2 separate regions of the Homo sapiens genome follow, and region 1 is linked to region 2. Evidence: chromatin loops called from intact Hi-C (ENCODE). Cell type or tissue: CD14-positive monocyte. All regions are shown on one strand. Links, peaks and the distances in the headings refer to the core of each region. The heading gives the core; the rest is flanking DNA. Region 1 overlaps SERHL2 (serine hydrolase like 2). Region 2 holds the start of LOC101927372 (a long non-coding RNA gene).

The links. Peaks named below come from ENCODE experiments on the same cell type or tissue, not always from the same donor. Only the 100,000 strongest peaks of a DNase experiment are listed, where the experiment ranks them.
Region 1: it touches region 2 in a loop (7-fold over the local background); 2 of 110 quality-filtered maps call a loop at or near these places.

Annotation. Positions count from the first base shown.
Region 1 is chr22:42,569,318-42,574,683 of GRCh38, forward strand. SERHL2 (serine hydrolase like 2) reads left to right here. Exons shown (of 12, transcript NM_014509.5): 10 at 1,804-1,886; 11 at 3,119-3,212; 12 at 4,619-5,065. The coding sequence ends at 4,738. It also overlaps the pseudogene RRP7BP. Among named protein-coding and RNA genes, the nearest start is that of SERHL2, 18 kb to the left of the region's middle. In CD14-positive monocyte, for the core only: no CTCF peak of the experiment used is centred there; no DNase peak of the experiment used is centred there.
Region 2 is chr22:42,504,107-42,509,416 of GRCh38, forward strand. RRP7A (ribosomal RNA processing 7 homolog A) reads right to left here. Exons shown (of 7, transcript NM_015703.5): 7 at 4,238-5,310. LOC101927372 (a long non-coding RNA gene) reads right to left here and starts at 1,753. Exons shown (of 2, transcript XR_938283.3): 1 at 1,714-1,753. It also overlaps the pseudogene SERHL. RefSeq lists enhancers at 488-1,121, 4,227-4,926, 4,927-5,310. In CD14-positive monocyte, for the core only: no CTCF peak of the experiment used is centred there; no DNase peak of the experiment used is centred there.

The DNA of each region.
Region 1 (5,366 bases), core at 94-5,093, 65 kb after region 2:
GCCCGAGTTTGGCTGCCTGCAACTTCTGCCTCCCGGGTTCAAGCAATTCTCCTGCCTCAGCCTCCTGAGTAGCTGGGATTACAGGCGCCTGACACCATGCCCAGCTAATTTGTTGTAATTTTAGTAGAGATGGGGTTTCACCACGTTTGCCAAACTGGTCTCGAACTTCTGACCTCAGGCGATCCACCTGCCTCAGCTTCCCAAAATGGTGGGATTACAGGCGTGAGTGACTGTGCCCAGTCTAATTTTCATATTTTTAGTAGAGACAGGGTCAAGTTTGCCTGTTCACCTTGTGCCCAGGAAGCCCCTCCTGTGTGCAGGCCCAAAAAGCTTGGTCACACCCTGCTGTGAGATGTGGCAGCTGACATATGAGAACACGCAGGCCTTGGGAACAGTATGGGAACCCCTGTTTCAGGGAAGGCACTTCAGGTCATTTTAGTCTGAGAAGCAGAAAATAGCTGGAGGGCCAGGGTGGAAACAGGGCAGTGAGTTTTCACTGGTGTGTGTGTGTTCATAGCAATTTGTGTGTGTGTGTGTGTGTGTGTGTGTGTGTGTGTTCATGGCAATTTTATATTCACAATGGTGCAGGAGTATCGGGTGTAACTTAGGGGAGCTGGTCCTTACGGGAGCTTCCCGGAATTAATCCACTCAGCTGCATTTATGAAGCTTCTCCTCTGTACTCCACGTGCTGAGAACTAGGGATAGAGAAAATGCTGAGAGCTCCTGCCCTTGGAGTCCCCAGATCAGAGCAGCACAGTGCAATGGAAGCAAAGCCTCACAGAACTTGACATTTCTCTAGCAGCTATATTAAAACAGGCCCAAGGCTGGGTGTGGTGGCTCACACCTGTAATCCCAGAACTTTGGGAGTCCGAGGCAGACAGATCACCTGAGGTCAGGAGTTCAAGACCAGCCTGACCAACATGGTGAAACCCTGTCGCTACTAAAAATACAAAATTAGGCCTGGTGGCGCATGCCTGTAATCCCAGCTACTCGGTAGGCTGAGGCAGGAGAATCGCTTGAACCCAGGAGGCGGGAGGTTGCGGTAAACTGAGATCGCGCCATTGCATTCCAGCCCGGGCACCAAGAGCAAAACTCGGTCTCAAATAAATAAGGCTCTAACAATTGTTCTCATATTTTAACATCCACAATGTGATTCAAGATGTAATCAACATAAAGCTTGATTGCATTATTTTGCATGCTAAGTTTTCCAAATCCAGCTTCGTGTCACACCTACAGCACATCTCACTCAAGCTGGCCACATCCCTGCCATCCAGACGTAAAACAGTCACAAGACAGGGCTGGCAGGGCCGCGGAGGAGGCCGGCAGGGGCCATCACGGAGTGCCCATCCTGCACTGTGGTCCCAGCAAGTTTCTTCCTCCTGGCAAGAAGCCTGTCCCAGGCTGGCAGGGGACAGCGTGAGGTGCAGCCTATGGACTGGGAAAGGGGTGTGGAAGGGCCACACCTAAGTCCTAAAATCCAGGCCCAGAAGTGGCCCAACTCACTTCTCTGCCTTTAATCTCACAGGCATACCCGGTGGCAAAGGAGTATGGGAAATGGAGTCAGGCTGGGTAGCCACGAGCCCAGGAAGAAGGGAGAACAGACTTGGAGAGGGCAGGAGTCTCTGGCCACCAGGGGCTAAAGAGCCTTCGATGAGGCAGTGATGTGGGGTCCTGGGCTCAGACCCAGGGTGGGTGGCTAAGGTGCCCTCGCCAGGACTTAGCCACCCCAACAGAGATGGGTTTCGTGCCCACGAGAGTGCCTGTGCCTTGTGACGAGAATTCACCATGTTTTTGTCTCTGCAGGCAGAGAACAGCATTGACTTCATCAGCAGGGAGCTGTGTGCGCATTCCATCAGGAAGCTGCAGGCCCATGTCCTGTTGATCAAGTAAGTCTGGACCCATCCCCTTCAGCCACCCGCCAAGGAGACATGGGCGCCAGGAATCTCCGGGAGGGGGCCCTGGCATGAGGCTCCAAGTTCTCTGCGTGTCGACCACATCGCTAAGGCTCAAGATCTTTTTTGGGAAGCCCCCCTGGCAGCAGGGTCATGGAAGGAGGAAGGTCAGAGGAGGGGAGGGCTCGGGCAGCAGGGGATGGGCCGGGGCTGTCCCATGCCTTTCCACAGGTGTCAGCGGGGGGCATGCCCAGGTAAGGCTCCATAACCAGTGAGCCCAGTCTCGGCTGACTGCAACCTCTGTCTCCTGGATTCAAACGATTCTCCTGCCTCAGCCTCCCGAGTAGCTGGGACTACAGGCGCCCGCCACCAGGCCTGGCTTATTTTTGTATTTTTAGTAGAGACGAGGTTTCGCCATGTTGGCCAGGCTGCTCTCCATCTCCTGACCTCATGATCCGCCCGCCTCGGCCTCCCAGTGTTGGGATTACAGGCGTGAGCCACCGTGCGTGGCCCACCATAGACGATTTTTAAGCCATAAAAAGAAACGAAGCACTGACACGGGCTCCAGCATGGATGAGCCTTTAAAACATCGCGCTAAGTGGACGAATTCAGACACAACCGTCTACGTGTTGTATGGCTGCATTCACGTTCAAGTCAAGTCCAAATAGGGCACACTGCAGAGACAAAGCCAGGTCATGGTTGCTCAGGACCGGAAGCCTGTTGGGGGCGGGGGGCGGGGGGTGGGGTGGGGTGTGTGTGTGTCCGCGTAAGCTCAGAGGTTCGCGATTTCTTTGGGGGCGATGAAAATGTCCTGTAATTGTGACGATGGTCTCACAACTCAATGTATTAAAAACCACAGAATTGTAGACTATCAACGGGAGGATTGTGAAGACATAAATTCTCTCTCAGAGCAAGTATGGGCTCCAGCGCCTGTTCAGATCCCAGCTCTGCTTTTCAGGGCTGACTGTGACCAAGTCCTGAACTCCCTGTGCCCCAGAAAGGCTGTGCCTTCAGCATTCACTTGTGCCTGGCTTGTGCCAGCTGAGCATGAGCTGAGATTAACTGAGCCTCAAATCCAACCCAGGGTCAAGGGACCCAGCTGTGGGAGTTGGGGTAGCCCAGGCTTTGGTTTCTCCTCAGAGGCCTGAACCCAGGGCAGGATGGGGGCACCGCTGGGAGGCGGTTCTAAGATGAACCCCAACAACCCCCAACTCCTCACTTTCCAGAGCAGTCCACGGATATTTTGATTCAAGACAGAATTACTCTGAGAAGGAGTCCCTGTCGTTCATGATAGACACGATGAAATCCACCCTCAAAGAGGTAAGACGGGGCTCAGGCAGCTGGTGTCCAGCCACTGTCGCCCACTCTGGTCCCACCTCACCCATCTCTTCTCATGCACTGGGAAGACCCTGGGTCTGCCCCCAGGCCCAACAAGTGACCACCAGGATCTATCAGGCCTCATGCTCCACTGTGGTCAGTCCCTAGAGGCCTAGGGACACATGTAATCAGAATTAAGGAAACAGAGACCTTTGGTGGGGAACCCCTGCCAGGTTCAAGCTACTCTCGTGCCTCAGCCTCCTGAGTAGCTGGGATTACAGGCACCTGCCACCATGCCCAGCTAATTTTTATATTTTATATTTTTAAGAGATGGGGTTTCACCATGTTGGCCAGGCTGGTCTCAAACTCCTGACCTCAGGTGATCCGCCCACCTTGGCCTCCCGAAGTGCTGGTTTTGTAGATGGGAGCCACCATACCCGGCCTAGTCGCACATTTTACAGGCTCCCAAACCACAGCAGAATACCCGACTGCCTCATCCCTCTGCACCCATCATGACAGTGGGCGTGCTGGCTGTAGGCAGAGGTGGCTTTTCCCCCAGGTTCCTGGGAGCACGTGGTGTTTTATGGTCACCTACCCGGGAACACTGACCCTGGGGCCTCTGCAGGTTTCTTGGCATTGTCACAAAGGGAAGAAGCCCACCTGTGGCTGGCCGGCTGCCAGGTCAGAGCCAAGGCAGGCAAGGCCTTCCTGTCTGGCTTTTTTTTTTTTTTTTTTGAGATGGAGTGTCGCTCTGTTGCCCAGGCTGGAGGGCAGTGGCCCGATCTCGGCTCACTCCAAGTTCCACCTCCCGGGTTCATGCCATTCTCCTGCCTCAGCCTCCCGAGTAGCTGGGACTACAGGCGCCCGCCACCACGCCCGGCTAATTTTTTGTATTTTTAGTAGAGACGGGGTTTCACTGTCTTAACCAGGATGCTCTTGATCTCCTGACCTCGTGATCCGCCCACCTTGGCCTCCCGCCTGCCTTGGCCTCCCAAAGTGCTGGGAATACAGGCGTGAGCCACTGCGCCCGGCCCTGTCTGGCTTCTTGAAGGCAGACACAAGTCTGCAGGCTGTTCACGCCCCCATCTCATTATCTTTTCTCACGGGTACCTCTTCTGATACAATCACAGCAACCCTGGCCTCGGCCCCGCCCTGTCCCTGCCATGCAACTTCACAACTCAGCTGGCCTAGACCCCTGGGAGGCCTCCAAGTCCCTAGGGTTAGACACCTCCTGGGGTGCTATGGACTGTCGGGGCTCCAAGGAGCCGAGTGTGGGGGAAACTCACTGTGGGAGGCGCTCCTGACCTGCAGGGAGCTGGAATGCTGTGGGAGGGCCCTGACCCCGGGGCCCATGGAGCTCCCTAGGCTCCTCTGGCCACACCTCACCACCCACCCCCTCCCCTCTCCAGCAGTTCCAGTTTGTGGAAGTCCCAGGCAATCACTGTGTCCACATGAGCGAACCCCAGCACGTGGCCAGTATCATCAGCTCCTTCTTACAGTGCACACACATGCTCCCAGCCCAGCTGTAGCTCTGGGCCTGGAACTATGAAGACCTAGTGCTCCCAGACTCAACACTGGGACTCTGAGTTCCTGAGCCCCACAACAAGGCCAGGGATGGTGGGGACAGGCCTCACTAGTCTTGAGGCCCAGCCTAGGATGGTAGTCAGGGGAAGGAGCGAGATTCCAACTTCAACATCTGTGACCTCAAGGGGGAGACAGAGTCTGGGTTCCAGGGCTGCTTTCTCCTGGCTAATAATAAATATCCAGCCAGCTGGAGGAAGGAAGGGCAGGCTGGGCCCACCTAGCCTTTCCCTGCTGCCCAACTGGATGGAAAATAAAAGGTTCTTGTATTCTCACTGCTTTTGAGGCTTTTTTGTTGCCAGCAAGGGCTTTTGCATTGAGGGAAAAGGAAGCACAGAACGGATTCATCCAGGGTCCTCAAGGGTGTGGAGGCAAGAGGTGGGAAGGACAAGTCCTCCTCTCGGCACGCCTGGGTCTCCAGGACTGCTGAAGCACAAGACCCGAGGGGTGGCCTGGTCCTTCACTCCTGGCCTGTGTGGACTCTGATGGGGCTGTTGGACGCGATGGCCTTCAACCTGGGGCCCGTTGGCCAGAGCTCGGCCTCTCAGAGACCGCTGCAGGCCCTGCCTCACCTCA
Region 2 (5,310 bases), core at 311-5,310:
GCACATGCCTGTCATCCCAGCTACTTGGGAGGCCGAGGCAGGAGAATCGCTTGAACCCAGGAGGCGGAGGTTGCAGTGAGCCGAGATTGCGCCATTGCACTCCAGCCTGGGCAACAAGAGGGAAACTCCGTCTCCAAAAAAAAAAAAAAAAAAAAAAAAAAAGAATGACGGCAGATCCCATAAGGATAAGGATCATGTCCATCTCTGTCACCACATCCCCAATCCTGGCACCTAGTAAGGGCTCAGTAAATGTTCCTTGCATGAGCTCAGCTAGCTCAGGGGCTATTATAAGGATCCAATTTACAGATGGCAGACAGCAGACACTCCCTTCTTTCTGCATTTCACCCACTGAATTGACAAGTGCAGTGCCCCCAGGGGCTTCCTCCTGGGCGAGTCAAGAGGGGCATTTGGTCCTCTTGTCCTGCATTCTCAGGCATGGGTAGATGGGAGATGCCCCCCTCTGCAGCCCCAGGCAGTGGGCCTGAGGCTGTCCTCACAGAGTGAGCCACACATCATGGGGGAGCTTGGAAGCCCCAGAAATGCGCCCTTTCTGCCAGTCCCTTTCTGCCACTGAGAATGATGGCATTCGTTGAACCAGATGAAACTGCCAACCCCAGATGGTTCGTGGCCTCCGGACCCTAATTTCATGCCTTTGCAAAGCACTTGGCAGTTGACAGAGATTCCCCTTCCTCTCCATCATCCCACCTGATCTCTTCAACTGTCCCTGGCCGCAGGCAAGACCAGGCTGGCTGTGACTGAGGCGAAGCAAAGACTCGTTCAGAATCGTGGGGCTGACTAGCCAGGGCTGGGGCTGTGTGCCCCTTTGCCGAGAGGGGCTCAGCTGAGAGCAGAGGGCAGGGCTAGGAGGGGCAGAGACCTCGTCTGCAGCCTGGATCCCTGCCCACCAGCCAACTGTGCCTCCTTAGGAAATGGAGAACTTGCTGACCTACAAGCGGAGAGCCATAGAGCACGTGCTGCAGGTAGAGGCCTCCCAGGAGCCCTCGCACGTGTTCAGCCTGAAGCAGCTGCTGCAGAGGTGGGTGCCCGGTGTGGACGGGGAGCTGGTGGGGTCCAGGGGAGGACATCCCGTGAGACGTGGAGAAGCTTCTTTCTCCCTCTCACCCAACAAGCCTGTTTCTCCCTGGGGTCACGCTGAGCACCAGGCTTCCCAGGGTCTTCAGGGACGTTCTCTCTTTCCCTCTGCCCCTGCTCCAGCCATGCCCCTTACTTCCAATACCCTCCCCACACCTCTCACGCACCCGCCTCTCTCCCAAGCACATGCTGCTTCCACGCCTTCTCTCCCCTCTGGGACTCCAGCCTGGGCTCCCTTACCTGGAATTCTCCCCTGTGCTTGCTCACTGGCTTCCCCACTCCTTGGGGCCTCAGCTGGGAACCCTGCCCTGACACCCCCAGGCAAGCTGTCCCTGCCCTGCAGGTAACCACACTGTCCAATAAGAGCCTATTGATTCCTCTGTTTCCCGAGGCATGTGAACTCCGCAACCCCCACTATGGCTGATTTGGTCATCTTTGTGCCTCCTGCATCTGGCAGTGGGCCTGGTAGGTCAGAGCTCCACACATATTTGTTGTCTGAAGGAGGAGAAGCCCCCCACTGCCCCACCACACGCACGCGCACACACACCCACACACACACACCCTGCCGCTGTAAACATGCAATCGAAACACGGGACACAGGCCAGGCGCAGTGGCTCACACCTGTAATCCCAGCACATTGGGAAGCTGAGGTGGGAAGATAGCTTGAGCCCAGGAGTTAGAGACCAGCCTGAGCGAGATAGCGAGACCCTGTATTTAAAAAAAAAAAAAAAAAAAAATTAGCTGGTCGTGGTGGCACACGCCTGTGGTCCCAGCTACTCAGCAGCCTTAGTTGGGAGGAGTGCTTAGCCCCAGGAGGTCGAGGCTGCAGACAGCCATGATCATGCCACTGCACTCCAGTTTGGGTGACAGTGAGACCCTGTTTCAAAAGGAAAACAAGGGCCGGGCACGGTGGCTCACGCCTGTAATCCCAGCTACTCAGGAGGCTGAGGCAGGAGAATCGCTTGAATGGGAGGCAGAGGTTGCCGTGAGCCGAGAGAGCACCACTGCACTGCAGCCTGGGCGACAGAGCGAGACTCCATCTCAAGAAAAAAAAAAAAAAAGAAATTACATAGGTGACATAATACATAATGATTGTCAATTTAACCGTTTGTAAGTGTGCACTTCAGTGGCATTAAATACAGTCGATGGAGGTGAGGAGAGGAGGGAGACATCCCAGGCACTGGCTGCTGCACAGGGAAAAGCTCGAAGTCAGCTCGGTGCATCTGTTGAGAGGGGGATTCCTGATAGAGGCTGTGAAGATTAAAGAGGGGAGGGGCAGGATGACAAAGGTTCTCAAAAAACAGCGTCCCATCTGGAGGCCTGTGTCACTGGAGACTTGTATTAATAGAAACTTGGCCATCTCTGCCAGTGAGGGGCTGTAGGACCTTGGGCAAGGTGCTTACCCTCTCTGAGCCTTGGTTGTCTCACGTGCAAAAAGAAAGTGCTTTCATTCGCTCAGCTGGTTTATGAGCAGCTTGGCTAGGGGAGCCAAGCCCTGGGCCTGCCTTTGAAGGGTTGTTGTCGAGACTAGGTGAGGTCATGTGTGTTGAGTGGCCTCGCACAGTGCTGTCGCTTCAGGTGCTCATGGCCTGTGCTATTTTGTGATTGTTAAAATATGGTAGAACATTGGACACATGTGAGACACTGTCATTAGAGGTGGGGATGCTCTAACTGCAGGGAGACCGCTGAGAGCTGCTGCCCAGGCCCAGGCCAAGAGATGAGGCTTGGACCAGGGCGTCAGCCAATGGTCTGGGAATGTTAACGTGTTTGTCTTTGATCCGTGTGGGATTTGTTCTTGAGCATGGTGTCAGATAGTGATTCATTTTCTTTTTTTTTTTTCATGTTTTAAAAGTTCTATTTTTCTTTATTATTATTATTATTATTATTATATTATTATTATTATTGATACAGAGTCTCGCTCTTGTTGCAAAGGCTGGAGTGCAATGGCACCATCTCAGCTCACTGCAACGTTCGCCTCCCAGGTTCGAGTGATTCTCCTGTCTCAGCCCCCAAGTAGCTGGGATTACAGGCACCCACCACCACACCTGGCTAATTTTTGTGTTTTTAGTGGAGATGGGGTTTCACCATGTTGTCCAGGCTGGTCTCGAACTCCTGACCTCAGGTGATCTGCCTGCCTCGACCTCCCAAAGTGCTGGGATTACAGGCATGAGCCACAGTGTTCGGTCTATTTGAATTGTAGAGACAGGGTCTCCCTCTGTCACCCAGACTGGAGTGCCATGGCTCAATCATGGCTCACGCAGCCTCAACCTCCTGGGCTGAAGTGATCTTCCCACCTCAGCCTCCCGAGTAGCTAGGACTACAGGTGTGCGCTATCACACCCAGCTAAGTTTTTTACTTTTGTAGAGACAGGGTCGTGCCATGTTGCCCAGGCTGGTCTTGAATGCCTGGGCTCAAGCTATCCTCCCGCCTGTTTCCCAAAGTACTGGGATTATAGGTGTGAGCCACTGCAGCCAGCCATTGTAATTGTTTTTCTAGATGAACAGCTAGTTATTCCAATACCAGCTGTTGGGTGGTCCTCCCTACCCACTAAGGCTCACTCACTGGTGGTTTGTCCCTTGTGTGTGCTGACCTTCGTGGTGGGAGTTTATTGCCAGATCCTAGTCAATCTGACTTTTGGAGATGCCCCTTTCCCTGTCCTTAGGGACCATGTCTTATGTGACCTGATCTGTAGTGGGATCTGTGATCACCCATAATGCTGGAAGGAGGAGGCTTCCCAGGGATGGAAAGACTTCGTTAGGACATAAACTAAATTGCAGAAGATACACATTCCAAGATGGGGCTGGCCCAAAATTCTTTTTTTTTATTTTTATTTTTTAAATTTCTGGCCAGGTGCAGTGGCTCACGCCTGTAATCCCAGCACTTTAGGAGGCCGAGGCAGGCAGATCACTTGAGGCCAGGAGTTAAAGACCAGCCTGGCCAACATGGTGAAACCCTGTCTCTACCAAAAAATACAAAAATTAGCCGGGAGTGGTGACACACACCTGTAGTCCCAGCCACTTGGGAGGCTGAGGCAGGAGAATCGCTTGAACCCGGGAGGCGGAGGTTGCGGTAAGCTGAGATCACGCCATTGCACTCCAGCCTGGGCAACAAGAGCAAAAAAAAAAAAAAAAAAAGGTTCTATAAATTCTTCTCATATTTTTATTTAACATCCACAATGTGATTTAAGATGTAATCAACATAAAGCTTGATTGCATTATTTTGCATGCTGTTTTCCAAATCCAGCTTCGTGTCACACCTACAGCACATCTCACTCAAGCTGGCCACATCCCCGCCATCCAGACGTAAAACAGTCACAAGACAGGGCAGGCAGGGCCGCGGAGGAGGCTGGCTGGGGCCATCACGGAGTGCCCATCCTGCACTGTGGTCCCAGCAAGTTTCTTTCTCCTGGCAAGAAGCCTGTCCCAGGCTGGCAGGGGACAGCGTGAGGTGCAGCCTATGGACTGGGAAAGGGGTGTGGAAGGGCCACACCTAAGTCCTAAAATCCAGGCCCAAAAGTGGCCCAACTCACTTCTCTGACTTTAATCACACAGCCATACCTGGTGGCAAAGGAGTATTGGAAATGGAGTCAGGCTGGGTAGCCACGAGCCCAGGAAGAGGGGAGAACAGACTTGGAGAGGGCAGGAGTCTCTGGCCACCAGGGGCTAAAGAGCCTTCGATGAGGCAGTGATGTGGGGTCCTGGGCTCAGACCCAGGGTGGGTGGCTAAGGTGCCCTCGCCAGGGCTTAGCCACCCCAACAGAGATGGGTTTCGTGCCCACGAGAGTGCCTGTGCCTTGTGACGAGAATTCACCATGTTTTTGTCTCTGCAGGCAGAGAACAGCATTGACTTCGTCAGCAGGGAGCTGTGTGCGCATTCCATCAGGAAGCTGCAGGCCCATGTCCTGTTGATCAAGTGAGTCTGGACCCATCCCCTTCAGTCACCCCCCAAGGAGACATGGGCGCCAGGAATCTCTGGGAGGGGGCCCTGGCATGAGGCTCCAAGTTCTCTGCGTGTCGACCACATCGCTAAGACTCAAGATCTTTTTTGGGAAGCCCCCCTGGCAGCAGGGTCATGGAAGGAGGAAGGTCAGAGGAGGGGAGGGCTCAGGCAGCAGGGGATGGGCCGGGGCTGTCCCATGCCTTTCCACAGGTGTCAGCGGGGGGCATGCCCAGGTAAGGCTCCATAACCAGTGAGCCCAGTCTCGACTCACTGCAACCT